Linked DNA regions of Homo sapiens: regions 1 and 2 are each linked to region 3. A link is an interaction called in ENCODE POLR2A ChIA-PET data of the cell type or tissue named here. Cell type or tissue: GM12878. All regions are shown on one strand. Region 1 overlaps LOC105378658 (a long non-coding RNA gene). Region 2 has its middle 84 kb from the start of LINC01685. Region 3 holds the start of LINC01685 (long intergenic non-protein coding RNA 1685).

Region 1 (4,000 bases), 52 kb before region 3:
CTTTCATTGTAGGGGCAATGTTAACAGCTCCATTTTCTTTGCCTTGGGAATGGTGCCAGGAGGGAGCTACAACAGGCTTGGAAAAGAAACCTGCAAGATCCCACAGGTTCTTAAACTTGGTTGGCTTGGAAGGGACTTGATGGCCCCTAGTGGGTTTGAAAAAGTCTGTTGCAATTTGTGACCTGTCCTCTGAGCTTTTCCCCCTCATTTTGTCCTCAGAGGTTTGTTTACTCGAATCTCAGAGAACGGTTTGAAATAATTTATTCCTCCAGTCACTGGTTCTGAGAACCTACTTCAAACTTGGAGTGGCCACTGTAGCTCCCAAGAATGAATAAGACAGATTGTCCCTGCTGTTCTGGAGGCTGTCAGCTAGAGGGAGAGATGACTGCAACACATTAATTCACTAATTCTAATAAACAGCTGGATAACAGTAGTGCAGAGCAGCACAGGAGTAAATAATCTTGAAGGAGAGCTACAGGTTGGGGAGACCGTGGAGAGAGGGATGCCTGTGAAATGGACTTTGAGAAGAGGAGAATTCCAGTAGGAAATAGAATGGAAGAAAAATTTACTGAATTTTTTAGAATGGGAAAAAGAACAATTACACATTATTCTCATCAGCAAAGGATGGTGTTTGACACTGTGATGGAGTGAGAAAATGAAGGCATGACCCCTACCTTTGAGGACAGGAGAAGGGAGAAAGGGACAATGGCATAGTATCTGGCCAGCCATGCTGGTTCTATAATCATGGCACAAAGGAAATATTTTGGGACTATGGAGAAGAGAGATGATCACCTGTCAAAAAATAGTTGGCACTTGGTTGTATTTTTCTTTTGAGTTTCTGCTTAGTTTGTGATTTCCTGGAAAATGCCATCTCCTTCCCTTTCCCAGCCTCCATGCCACCATCTTTCTACAAATGAATTGGAAGGCAGTTAGTCCATCTCCTGCTAATGATAACAGCTACCATGCATGTATGGACTAGCTATGGCACATGGTACCTTATTAAATTCTCAACGTTACCGTATTAGTTATCTATTGCTGCATAACAAATTATCCCCAAACTTAGTGGTTTCAAACAATAGCCACTTATTATCTCAAAGTTTCTGTGACTCAGGAATTTGCATGTAGCATAGCTGGATCCTCTGTCTCAGGGTCTCTCGTAAGCTGCAATCAAAGGGTTGCTTGTGCTATATCGTCTTAAGCCTCGACTTGGGGGAGGATCTGTTTCTGAGCTCCTTCATGGGGTTGTTGGGAGGATTCAGCTCCTTGTGGGCTGTTGGCTGGAGGCGGTGCTTAGTTCTTTGCCACATGGTCCTCTCCATTGGACAGCTCACAGCAAGGTAGCCTGTTCATCAGAGCAGCAGGGGGAAAGGGCCAAGAGGGAATGCAAGCAAGATATAAGTCATAGTCTTATGTCTGAGTCTTAGAAGCGGCGTCCCATCATATTTGCCATATTCTTTTCATCAGAGGTGAGTCACTAGGTCCAGCTCACACCCAAGTGGCAGAGATTATATAAGGGCATGAATTCCAGGATGGGAGCTAATTTAGAAGCTCACTACCACAATCACTCTCTAGAATAGGGGTTCTGTCCTTTTTAGAAAAGGAAACTGAAACCTTGCTGAGGTTCACACACCAAGTGGCAGAACCGGAATGTGAACCAGCGTTCCTCCAAAGCCCGCCTCTTTCCATGACATCAGCCTACCCCTGGTGGCTGGTTAAATTCTCTCAGGACAGACCAGATGAGGTGTCACCCCCAAGTCACCTGTTCAGGTGGCTTTCTTGACAGCTGCCCAGCCACACACTGAGGTTTACACTCAAGCCGGCATCACTTTTCTATTCTCCCTGATCCTGAAAGCATTTCTTTCCATTCCAGTTTTAGACAGCAGTGAGGTACAGGAGAGGCCAAATACATGATGTCCTCTGTGAAGCTCCTGTCCCGAAAGCCTCTCACCAACTTCCCAGGGTCTGGTTGAAAGCACTTGCGTGAGAACATGCACCTTGCAGTAATGTACTTTTTCCACAGATGATTAATCAGGAGCGTCCCCGTATGGTTTGGCACAGATGGAGGTGAAGGAGACAGCCAAATCGTAAATCCAAAGAAATGTATAGCTTCCTCATCCATCCCATTATTACATCAGGATGGCTGTGTTTCCCTTTACTGCTTGAAGATATTGAAGAAGTTTTGCATACTGACAGCCTCCAGAGAGGCTGAACCCACCAGGCAGTTTTTTTGGTTGAAAGTAACCAATGGGACATTGGTTTGGGGGAACTTAAGACTTTTGCCTCAGTTGATAGAAATTGCTTGTTAGAAGTTCCAAAAGAAACTGTTAAGGCACTTAATATTTGCTGCTTTAAATTGAAGTTCTTTTTTTTTTTCTTTTTTTCTGAGATGGAGTCTTGCTCTGTCACCCAGGCTGGAGTGCAGTGGTGCCATCTCAGCTCACTGCAACCTCCGCCTCCCGGGTTCAAGTGATTCTCTTGCCTCAGCCTCCCGAATAGATTACAGGCGTGTACCACCATGCCCAACTAATTTTTTTTTTTTAATTTTAGTAGAGACAGCGTTTCACCATGTTGGCCGGGCTGGTCTTGAACTCCTGACCTCAAGTAATCAGCCCGCCTTGGCCTCCCAAAGTGCTGGGATTACAGGCGCAAGCCACTGTGCCTGGCCTGAAGTTCTTTCTTATTTGCATTTTTTCCCTCTGTTTTGAAACTTCTCAAAGATTATTATCTTTATATCCACACATTTCCGACACATCTTGCCCATGGTAGGTGCCTAACAACTCTCTTTTCAGAGCATGTGTAACTATCTCTTTAATGAATTTAAACAGCCGTCTTTATATTCATTTTAGTTCAGTCTTTCATCTTTTCTTAAGTCTGGAGTGACAGAAAGCTCCCACACTCGTAGCAGTTCGTACCTACAGTGGTTCATTCGGTCTTTGTGGCCAGGAGGTGGTGTTGCATGAATTTGTTATTGCACGTTTAAGACTTTTATAATTACTGGAGGAATTTTCTGATGAGCCCATGGTAGTTTATTCTGATTCTGTGAAATTCAGCTCTACAGGGGACATCTGTTGTCTGTTCCTGGTCTTGTCCTGATTTCTGGGTCTGCCGTACACAGGACACTGACCCTCACTGTGCCATAGCTTCTTTTGATTTTTGTTAAAGGTAGAAAACAGTAAACCATCTCTGTCTTAAAAAGAGTGATGACAGACAAGTTTCTCAGTAAAAGGAACATTGGCCCAGGAACCAGACCTCTGCGTAAAACCTGCTTTATTTCTGATAGTGTCCCTTTTATGGGTGGTGGTAAAAACACAGACTTTGTCCTGCCACCTCCTCGCCACATTGCCTTGGTCTAGCAAGATACCTTCTGAGCCCAACCTTACCTGTTTCTATAATGACACTACTGTTATTATCCTGCTTACCTTACAGGGTCAATGTGGGAACCACAGGAAATAATGAATATAAGCCAGTCTACGATATGATGTTAAAGATTAATGATTGCAATAGCTATCTGTACCACACGGTTACTATGTGTTGGGAACTGTATTAAGTGCTTTATGTGAATTATCTAATTTAATCCTCATAACAATACTATGAAGTGGATAGGATATGCCCATTTTACAGATGAGGAAGCTGAGGCCTAGAAAGGTTAAGTGGCTTGCCTGAGGTTATGCAGCTAGGAAGTTGAGAAGCTAGAATTCAAACCCAGACAGCCTGACTCCCAAATCCATGAATTGTTTTATCTACACAAAGCTGCTGCACATTATAAGGTACTATATAAACATACAATTGTATTACCTTTCCTTCACCTTATACAAGTGTAAGGTGTTGCTATTTTATTTTTCACATTTAGCTACAGAGTACATTGAAATCTGTGGCCATTCACAATGTAAGAAGCACATAAGATTTTCAACACGGGTGCCCAAGACCATTCAATTGGGAAAGGACAGCCTTTCTTTTTTTTTTTTTTTTTTTTGAGACGGAGTCTTGCTCTGTCGCCCAG
Region 2 (4,000 bases), 85 kb before region 3:
GGGGCATTCATCCATGTGTTTTGAGACAAGTGAGTCAAAGATGACCCAAGACATCACTGGGGTCGTGGTCCTTCAGATCACTGGATTCCAGCAGGTGCCCCAGACAATTTCCCCAGCAACACCCATGGCCCCATTTCCAGCCCTGCTGACCAAGCAGTGTTCAAAGGAAACATTTCTGATATTGATCTCATCTGCTGCTGTGCAGTTGAACAAGTCGCTTCACCACTCGGAACCTCCGTTTCCTCATTGGTTACAACAACAGAACTGAGAAGTCTGTGCCAGGTACAGTTCTAGCTGCTTTACTTAATTCTCACTAACAGTTTTAGGATGTAGGTACCATGATCTTCCCATTTTACAGATCAGGAAACTGAGGTCACACATCTAGGGAGTATTGGTTCCCTCGTGGGGGTGGTCAGGGAACAGGCTCTTTGCTGGTTGTTCAAGTGGTGTGGTCTGATTGTCAAGGCACTCTGCAAGCAGTCCTGAATGAGTCTTAGGGGCCTCTGCCCCAATGAGATGAATGAGGCTGACAGCTAAGTTGATTGTCTACTTAGACAAAAGGGGCTGTTTCTACCTTCCTCGCAGGACAATTACTTATTCTCTGCTATAAAATGCCCCTGGTGCCAAGACCTGTGTTGGTAGAGGCAGTAAACCAAGCAGGTTTAGTTAAGGAGCCTGACTACCCAGCCCCGTCACTCACTCTCTAGCTGTGTGACCTTGGATCTTTATTCTCTGAGCCTTGATTTCCTATTCAAAAATAATAATAACCACTTCGATAAACCATTCTGAGGCTTAAGTGAAAACAAACAAATGAAACTTGTAAAGTAGTTGGAACAGTGCCAGACACATAGTAAGCACGTAATAATTTTTGTTGTTACTGGGGTCCCAGAGAGGAATCTACCTGATTGCTGCCCCAGGAGCCTTGTGACTCTGCTCCTGCCCATGGTGACCTAAGTCACATGCCCGCTATAGCCCCTTCCTTCTTTCCAGAACCTGTTCTCAGTGTTTTCACTCCCTAACCATCTCAGGCCTCTCTTCTTACTCTGTTTACCATTCCCGGGATTACAGGTTGTCTTCAGCCCTCGAAAGAGATGCACCCCCTTCCATGCACATATAGCATCCTCTGCAGCCTCAATAGCCGAAAATGGGGAAAATAATCCTCACGGCCCCAGCAGATGTGCAGGTAATAATACCGGGTTTTTTTTTCCACACTTAGTATGTGCGGAGTATCAAGCTACACACTTTACAAACATTAGCTCACATAATCTTGATGGCATCCTTGTGAGTTAGGTCCTGCTTTTAGGCCTGTTTTAGGGCTGAGGAAGCTCAGAGAGGTAAAGTAACTTTTCCAAGGTCACTCAGGTAGTGAGTGACAGAGCTGGGCTTCAAAACCTGGTGGCTGACTACGAAGGCCATCCCCTTAACCCTAATCCTAACCCTGGGGCTAAGCCCCCAGCACAAAAAGCTAAGGCCTACCTTAGGTACTCAGAAAATGTCGTTTCCTTTCCTCTGAACCCCACGCTGCATTGCAGAGGCCCCCACATTTACAGGGTTGGCTGAGCCTGAGTTCGGGAGTTGTTAACTTCTTAGTACTTCTCTCTTTGCCTCATTATGGGGTAAAACTGCATTTGGTTTTTAAAATTCCCTTTTTATTTAGTCGCTGTGAATGTTAAGAACTGCCAGTACTGGAAGCTGAGATCCCATCCATATGCCAGGTTTTAAATAGCAGACTAGAAACAAGTTTACACAGGAAGATCAAGCTCACCCCAAACATGCAGCCACTGCACTGTTCAGACAAGAAGCCCGTGCCCCCGCCCCGCCCCTCCCGCTCGCCCCCCGCCCCGCCCCGCCCGCTCGCCCCAGTCTTCCCACTTCAAACGATTTCGGAAAGTCATCCTTCTTGTGTTAGAAAAACATTGCTGAGTTCCGTCTGCTGCTCTTCATACACGAAGAAGGAAGTGGTGACCCAGGGATGGCAAGGTGTGCGGTGGTGTGTTTCTTTTCTTGGCAGTGGTGGCGGCCTCGCACGATCCAACCGCATTCACCCCGGAAGCCGCTTCCACCTCCCTGGAGTCAGAGGTGCTCTGACGTTGCCCTGCGCACCGAGCAACACGAAGCTGCAAGCGGAAGAATCGTACCGGACTTGACCTTCCTGATCTGCCAAAAAGCGCTCCGTGACCTTGGCCAGTGACTTCCCCTGCACCACTCTGAGACTCAGTTTCCTCCTCTGCAAAATGCACGTAGCAGAAGGAGCCCTGATGGTTAAGTGCCTGGACTCTGGGATCACACTGCCGGTGTCCAAAACTCTCAGCCCCGCAGCTTCCTGGCTAACTCCTGTCTCAGTCTCAGTTCCCCTCCCTGTAAAGCAGAGGCCCTAGTAGTGCCTGCCTTCTAGAGTATGTTGTCGTTGTCGTGAGGGTTAAGAGCCACGGCGCTAAGCATTGAAAACGGGGGCCTGAGATGCGGTGAATAGCAGCAAAACACCAGTTAGGATCACCAGCCTGGGACTGCCTACCTCTCCACGTCCTTATGGGGGTGGCGGAGATTCAAGGCATGAGGGCCGCCAGCCCAGGACTTGGCACTTGCTCCAAAACCTCATGGCTGCACTCAGATCTGAAGTGGATCTCCACAGTCGGGGCGCAACGTGAGACCTGGTCCTCTCCCAGCCCATCCTTTTTACCGGCCTGAACTCACTGGGGCCTGTCCAGGCGGCTGGGAGGGGGCGGGGTTGATCTATGGGCTGGGTAACCTGCCTGGGGGAAGGGAGGGGGCCTCTGACCCGAGGGGTAAATCATGGACTTCCCCCAGGGCCCGTCAGTTCCCCAGGAAAGAAGCCCTGGGTATTTGTTATCTCAATGTTTCCCCTGAGGGGCTGACCACATGATTCATTTCACTCACACTAATTGGATGTAAATTAGATGAGAAATCAGTAATTTGTCCAAAGATTTGTCATTCCCATGGCTTTCCAGGCAGAGCAAAGCACTGGTCCTGCGAAGGCGCCCCCAGCTGTAAGGGAGGCAGAAGCCTGGCCTCTTCAGAGGAGACGATGAGCTGCTTCCTGGTGGCTCCTGTGTTTGCATTTTTTAAAAGAGGAGGGAGCTAAGGTGAAGATAGAAGGGGGCTGGGGAGAAGAGTAATGGAGGGGGGGAAAGGAGGTGAGAGGGAGAGGGGGAGGAGGAGGGGAGTTGGGGACGAGGGAGAGAACAGGAGAGGAGAATCAGAGCTTTCTCTGGCTGCTTTTGGCCGGCTGGAGGGGTGGAGGAACCTTCAGGTAATGTTATTTACCATCAATAGGAAAAAGGATTACTCCAGGCTTCTTTCCTTACAACAATATGCTAATCAACCCCTTGGGCCCACAAGGGTCTGGGAAGCCAGGCAGCTGCCTCTGTCGCATCTCTAGGAGCATGGCCACTGATTTAATGAGGGGGAGGGCAGGGCTCCGCTGGGCTCCTGGGAGTGGGATCAGACAATGACTGGGGGTGGGTGGCCGTCAGGGCAGCGTGGAAGAAGCGGGTCTGACCAGGGCGCCTGCGTGGAGAGGAATGGCAGCAGCCAGGGCTCCCCACCACCCCCAGTGCTGCTGCAGGGTCAGGTGAGAGCAGCTGCTCATGTTCTATTTATTAGAGAGACAGAGTCCCCTGAAGAAGGGTGGAAATGTAAATATTTTAAAAAATGAATCCGAGGCTTGAGTCAAGGGCATAAAGGAAGGGAGGGAAAGTGCTGAGTTTGGCAGGTAGAAAAAGGCGGGGAGGTCAGAAAAGGGTCAGAGGGTTCACTGGCCTGAAGACCCCTTTGAAGTAGTTGTATCCTAACTGTGACCCCAGCTCAGAGCTGGGGAATGCTAAGGTGGGATCCCTGCCCACCCTTCTGGAAGAGAGGCCGTAAGCTTCACTGCTGAAGAAAAGAGGAGGCTGTCTGGACTCCAGAAAGTGGGCCTCACCTGGCCAAGGAAGCTAAAGAGCAGAGGCAGAGGGCAGAGGCCCTGGACTCAGAGCAGAGG
Region 3 (4,000 bases):
AATGTTTACATAATTGTTGAAAAGAGGCTTTTTCAATGTACCTGTTTACACTCTTTCCTTTTGGAAATTCTTTCAGCAATCAGGCCGTGGAGGGCTCTCAGGCTGCACTTGCCGCCCTTGATTGCGGAGGGAGGAATGAAAGGCCCGTCAGTGAATCGCTGGGAAAACATTCCCTAACAAACGCCCTCTAATGAGGGGGCGCCGCTTTCGCTGCGGCTGCGGCGGTGGAGAGGGCGCGGGGAGCGGAGGGGCAGGGGCGCGGGCCGGGGGGAGGCCAGGCCCGGTTTTGTGGCGGCGCTCCTGGGTGGGGGGGGCGCGGACCCCGGGTCTTTGTGTGCAAATTTCCCACCGGGACCAAGCGACTTTCCACAATTTAATTAAGTGGCTTTAGAGTCCGGAGTTGGCCTAACAAGCTCCTGTTCATGAATGAAAGATTTGTCCGCAGCAGCGGGGGCCGGCTGAAAACAAAGTGGGCCGCAGTTACCCTGGATCCGGCCGGTTTCGCTGCTCCGCGGCCAGCCCCAGCCTCCCGGGAGCAGGAGAAGGCGGCTGCGGGGGCTGGCAGCGGTCCTTCTGGGACGCGTCTCACCTAGCTCGCAGCAAATATGCCATCCATATGCCCAGGATCACAACCGAATCAGCTCCATCAGGCCTGGCAAAGAGGCATTTAAATTGCTAATATTGCACTGGGGAACGACGACAGAACTGCCTGGGCTCAGCTCTGTGGGATCCACAGAGACAAACCTGGGGGTGGGGGTGGGGTGAGTTGGGGATGGGTTCGGAAAAAGTCCAAGTGAGAATCACTAGAAGCTGGCTATTAGGAGGGGCGAGAAGTGGGGATCCTTGGTAGAGAGATGCCAGGAGAAACCGTGGCAGAAATGCGCCCAGGGTGGAGCGCTGGTGCTGGTGGGCCACTCGGGCCCCTTTTCCATCCATTATTTCTGAAGAGAGGCCAGCTGGAGTTTCTACAAAGGCTGCTCTGCTCCAGGGAGGCATCCCCCCACTCCCCAGCACTCTTACCTTTGAACAAGACAGGTTTTCTAGAAAGACAAAAAATATTGGCTGGTTGGAAGAAGAGAGGGGCCAGCTGCCGCTGTGAAATGTTCCTCGTTTACAGTTGTTGAGTGTCCCTGCCCTTGGCTGTGGTCTGTCAAGCAGGTTTGGGATCAGGGGGTCTTTTGCAGCTACTTTCCAGTGGAGGGTTCAATGAGTGTTTTTCTCTGACTGTATTTTTAGAAAAAATTATGATGACAGTTGTTAGGTCTCAGGCAGGCAGGCAGGCAGCACATTCCATTACAAAGTTAGCATGAAATCAATATGTAAATAACCCTTTCTAACTGGCAGCTATTTTTGAAGGCAGAACGCACCGGATGTTGCAGGTTTGTTCCAGTTCACTTTAAATACCTCTCTGTTCTCAGAGCCTGTGAATGTGCTCACATTGAGAAGAGCCTTTTCCCCTTTTCACTTGATCTTTGCAGCGTCCCTGATAGTGGTAATGCCACCATGAGCTTTGTCCTCAAACCTCCTCCTCCATCATTTAAAAATCAGATTGACAAGACCCGCACCAGGCTGGGAGTGTTAGTTCCCCTTCGGCATGGTCATTTTTCAAAAGCACGGGTTGCTCCAGGAAGGGTACAGGCGGCAAAAGCCGTGGCCATCCGCGGAAAGAATTAAAGGAGCGAGAAAGCCCGAGAGGCTGCGATCAGGGTTGAATCAGAGATTCAGGCAGTCACTGCCAAAATGCATGGAAGTCATTGCCAAGACATAAAAGGTCAGAGGATACCAGCCGTGAGAAGAACCAGGTTAGAACCGTGACTGCAGCTGAACAGGAAGAAACAGGTCTCAAGGTACTCCTGAGTGAGCAAGGGCCTGAGACCGAAGGTCTTTGCATAGTTCCTTGTCAGTAGTGACAGTTTTCATTGTGGTTTAATTTTGAAACTAGCTGTGCTGTGTGTATCTGCATGAAAACAGAAATACTTCTAGAATGTTTAGTGTCAGTCATGGATGGCGCCACAATGCCTGGTGTGACATATGGGGTGTGCGTATGTGTACATGTGCTTATTTATTTCCTGAATTCAAAGGGGCAATGAAGTTCAAGCTGGGGCCTAATAGTAATGATTCCTACAGTTACTACTATTCTATGAGTTTTTATGCACTTGCAGTTCTACAGTCTTTTTTAAATAATTGAGTTGAAATCTGCTTTGCTGTAACGTATATACTATGGACTTAGACCCAAAACAAGGCTTCCTCTGCCATAGAATCATCTTCAAGACAGGTGGTGTCTCACTCAGAGATTTCTCTATTCCTAGATAAATAGTTCTTGTTCTTCAAAGATGGGAGTCCCCTCCCACAAGGAGACTCCATCGGGTCCATGTGTTGCCTCCATGTTCTTGCCATTTAGTGCATCTCTGGAATGAACCAGAAACAGATATTCCTCTTGAGGATTTTCAGTGTGATTTAACTGCAAAAGGACTGTCTCTCTGCCGGGAAGATGCATTTGGGGTGAGGCTTTAACTCTCCAAGTGCACAGAGCTCTGTCTTTTATTGCATGAAGGTGGTCAGATGAGGTAGAAATTTGACCTGTTCTTTCTGGGCCTGGAAGGCAGAGCTATGATCACCGAGGAAGGGGAAATATTACAGGGAAGTCATATTTCAGCTTAAAGGTGGCATGAAGAAGAATTTTCTAATGAAGAAGAAATGACATGCTTTGAGAGGTAGTGAGTGTCCTACAACCTGGAAGGATTCAGGCTGGGTAGAGGGTTTCACCAAAGGTAACTTCCAACTCTGGATCTGGTCATCCGTCCGCTTACGCATTTATTGATGCATGCTAGATGCAAGGGGCCATTCCGGGCTCTGAGAGGTTTCATCATAGAAATTAATAGAGAAGGAACTGATACTTTTTTAGATTGGGATAAAATACACACAACAAAATTTATCATCTTAACCATTTTAAATATACAGTTTAGTGGTATTATGTTCACAATGTCGTGCAAACGTCACCACTACCTTAGAACTCCTTTCATCTTGCAAAACTGAAACTGTATCCATTAAACACCTTCCCATTTCTCCCTATCCTCAGCTCCTGGCAACTACCATTCATTTTCTGTCTATAAATTTGACGACTCGAGATGCCTCATATAAGTGGAATATGAGGAATTATACAGTATTTTTCCTTTTGTGACTGCCTTATTTCACTTGGCGAATGCCCTCAAGGTTCATCCATGTTGTAGCATGTATCAGAATCGCCTTCCTTTTTAAGACTAACTCATGTTCCATTGTATGTATATATACCACATGTTGCTTATGCATTCATCTGTCAATGGACACTTGAGTTGCTTCCACTTTTTGGCTACCGAGAATCATGCTGCTGTGAATATGGATGTACAGATATATGTGCAAGACCCTGCTTTCAATTCTTTTGTGTATATACCCAGAAGTAGAATTACTGATCACATGATAATTCCTGTTAAATTTTCTGAGGAACCAGTATATTGTTTTCTATAGCAGCTTCATCATTTTACATTTCCACCAACAGGGCAAATTCTCTCCACATCCTCACCAGCACTTGTTATTTTCTGGAATTTTTTGACAGTCACTATTCTAATGTGTGTGAGGTGGTATCTTAGTGTGGTTTTGATTTGCATCTCTCTAATGATTAGTGATGTTGAGCATCCTTTCATGTGCTTATTGACCATTTGTGTATCTTCTTTAGAGAAATGTTTAGTCAAATCCTTTGCCCATTTTTTAATCAGGTTGGGTTTTTGGTTGTGGTTTAGTTATATATTCTGGATAGTAACTCCTTATCAGAAATATAATTTGCAAATATTTTTTCCCATTCTGTGTGTTATCGTTTTACTCTATTGGTTGTGTCCTTTCATGCACAGAAGTTTTACATTTTGATGAAGGTCAATTTATTTACATTTTCTTTTGTTGCCTGTGCTTCAGCATCATAGTGAAGAAATAATTGCCATAGCTTATGTCATAAAGCTTTTCCCCTGTG

Evidence for each region. Peaks named below come from ENCODE experiments on the same cell type or tissue, not always from the same donor. Only the 100,000 strongest peaks of a DNase experiment are listed, where the experiment ranks them.
Region 1: POLR2A ChIA-PET joins it to region 3 with 16 read pairs; 3 of 35 experiments call an interaction of 5 or more read pairs at or near these places.
Region 2: POLR2A ChIA-PET joins it to region 3 with 18 read pairs; 3 of 35 experiments call an interaction of 5 or more read pairs at or near these places.

Annotation. Positions count from the first base shown.
Region 1 is chr1:38,525,170-38,529,169 of GRCh38, reverse strand. It overlaps LOC105378658 (a long non-coding RNA gene), which reads right to left. Exons shown (of 3, transcript XR_947211.3): 2 at 793-907. Among named protein-coding and RNA genes, the nearest start is that of LINC01685, 52 kb to the right of the region's middle. RefSeq lists an enhancer at 1,520-1,639 and a cis regulatory region at 1,573-1,776. In GM12878, no CTCF peak of the experiment used is centred here; a DNase peak (open chromatin) is centred at 1,679; H3K27ac peaks cover 1,106 bases.
Region 2 is chr1:38,557,677-38,561,676 of GRCh38, reverse strand. No RefSeq gene overlaps it. Among named protein-coding and RNA genes, the nearest start is that of LINC01685, 84 kb to the right of the region's middle. RefSeq lists enhancers at 1,616-2,231, 2,533-2,622. In GM12878, a CTCF peak has its summit at 2,978; DNase peaks (open chromatin) are centred at 1,652, 2,026 and 2,876; H3K4me3 peaks cover 1,547 bases; H3K27ac peaks cover 2,307 bases.
Region 3 is chr1:38,472,845-38,476,844 of GRCh38, reverse strand. It overlaps LINC01685 (long intergenic non-protein coding RNA 1685), which reads right to left and starts at 1,649. Exons shown (of 3, transcript NR_146761.1): 1 at 1,021-1,649; 2 at 590-652; 3 at 361-458. The region is part of intron 2 of LOC105378657 (a long non-coding RNA gene); the gene reads left to right. RefSeq lists enhancers at 1,641-1,820, 2,101-2,210, 2,241-2,300. In GM12878, no CTCF peak of the experiment used is centred here; DNase peaks (open chromatin) are centred at 1,374, 1,914 and 2,230; H3K4me3 peaks cover 2,863 bases; H3K27ac peaks cover 2,892 bases.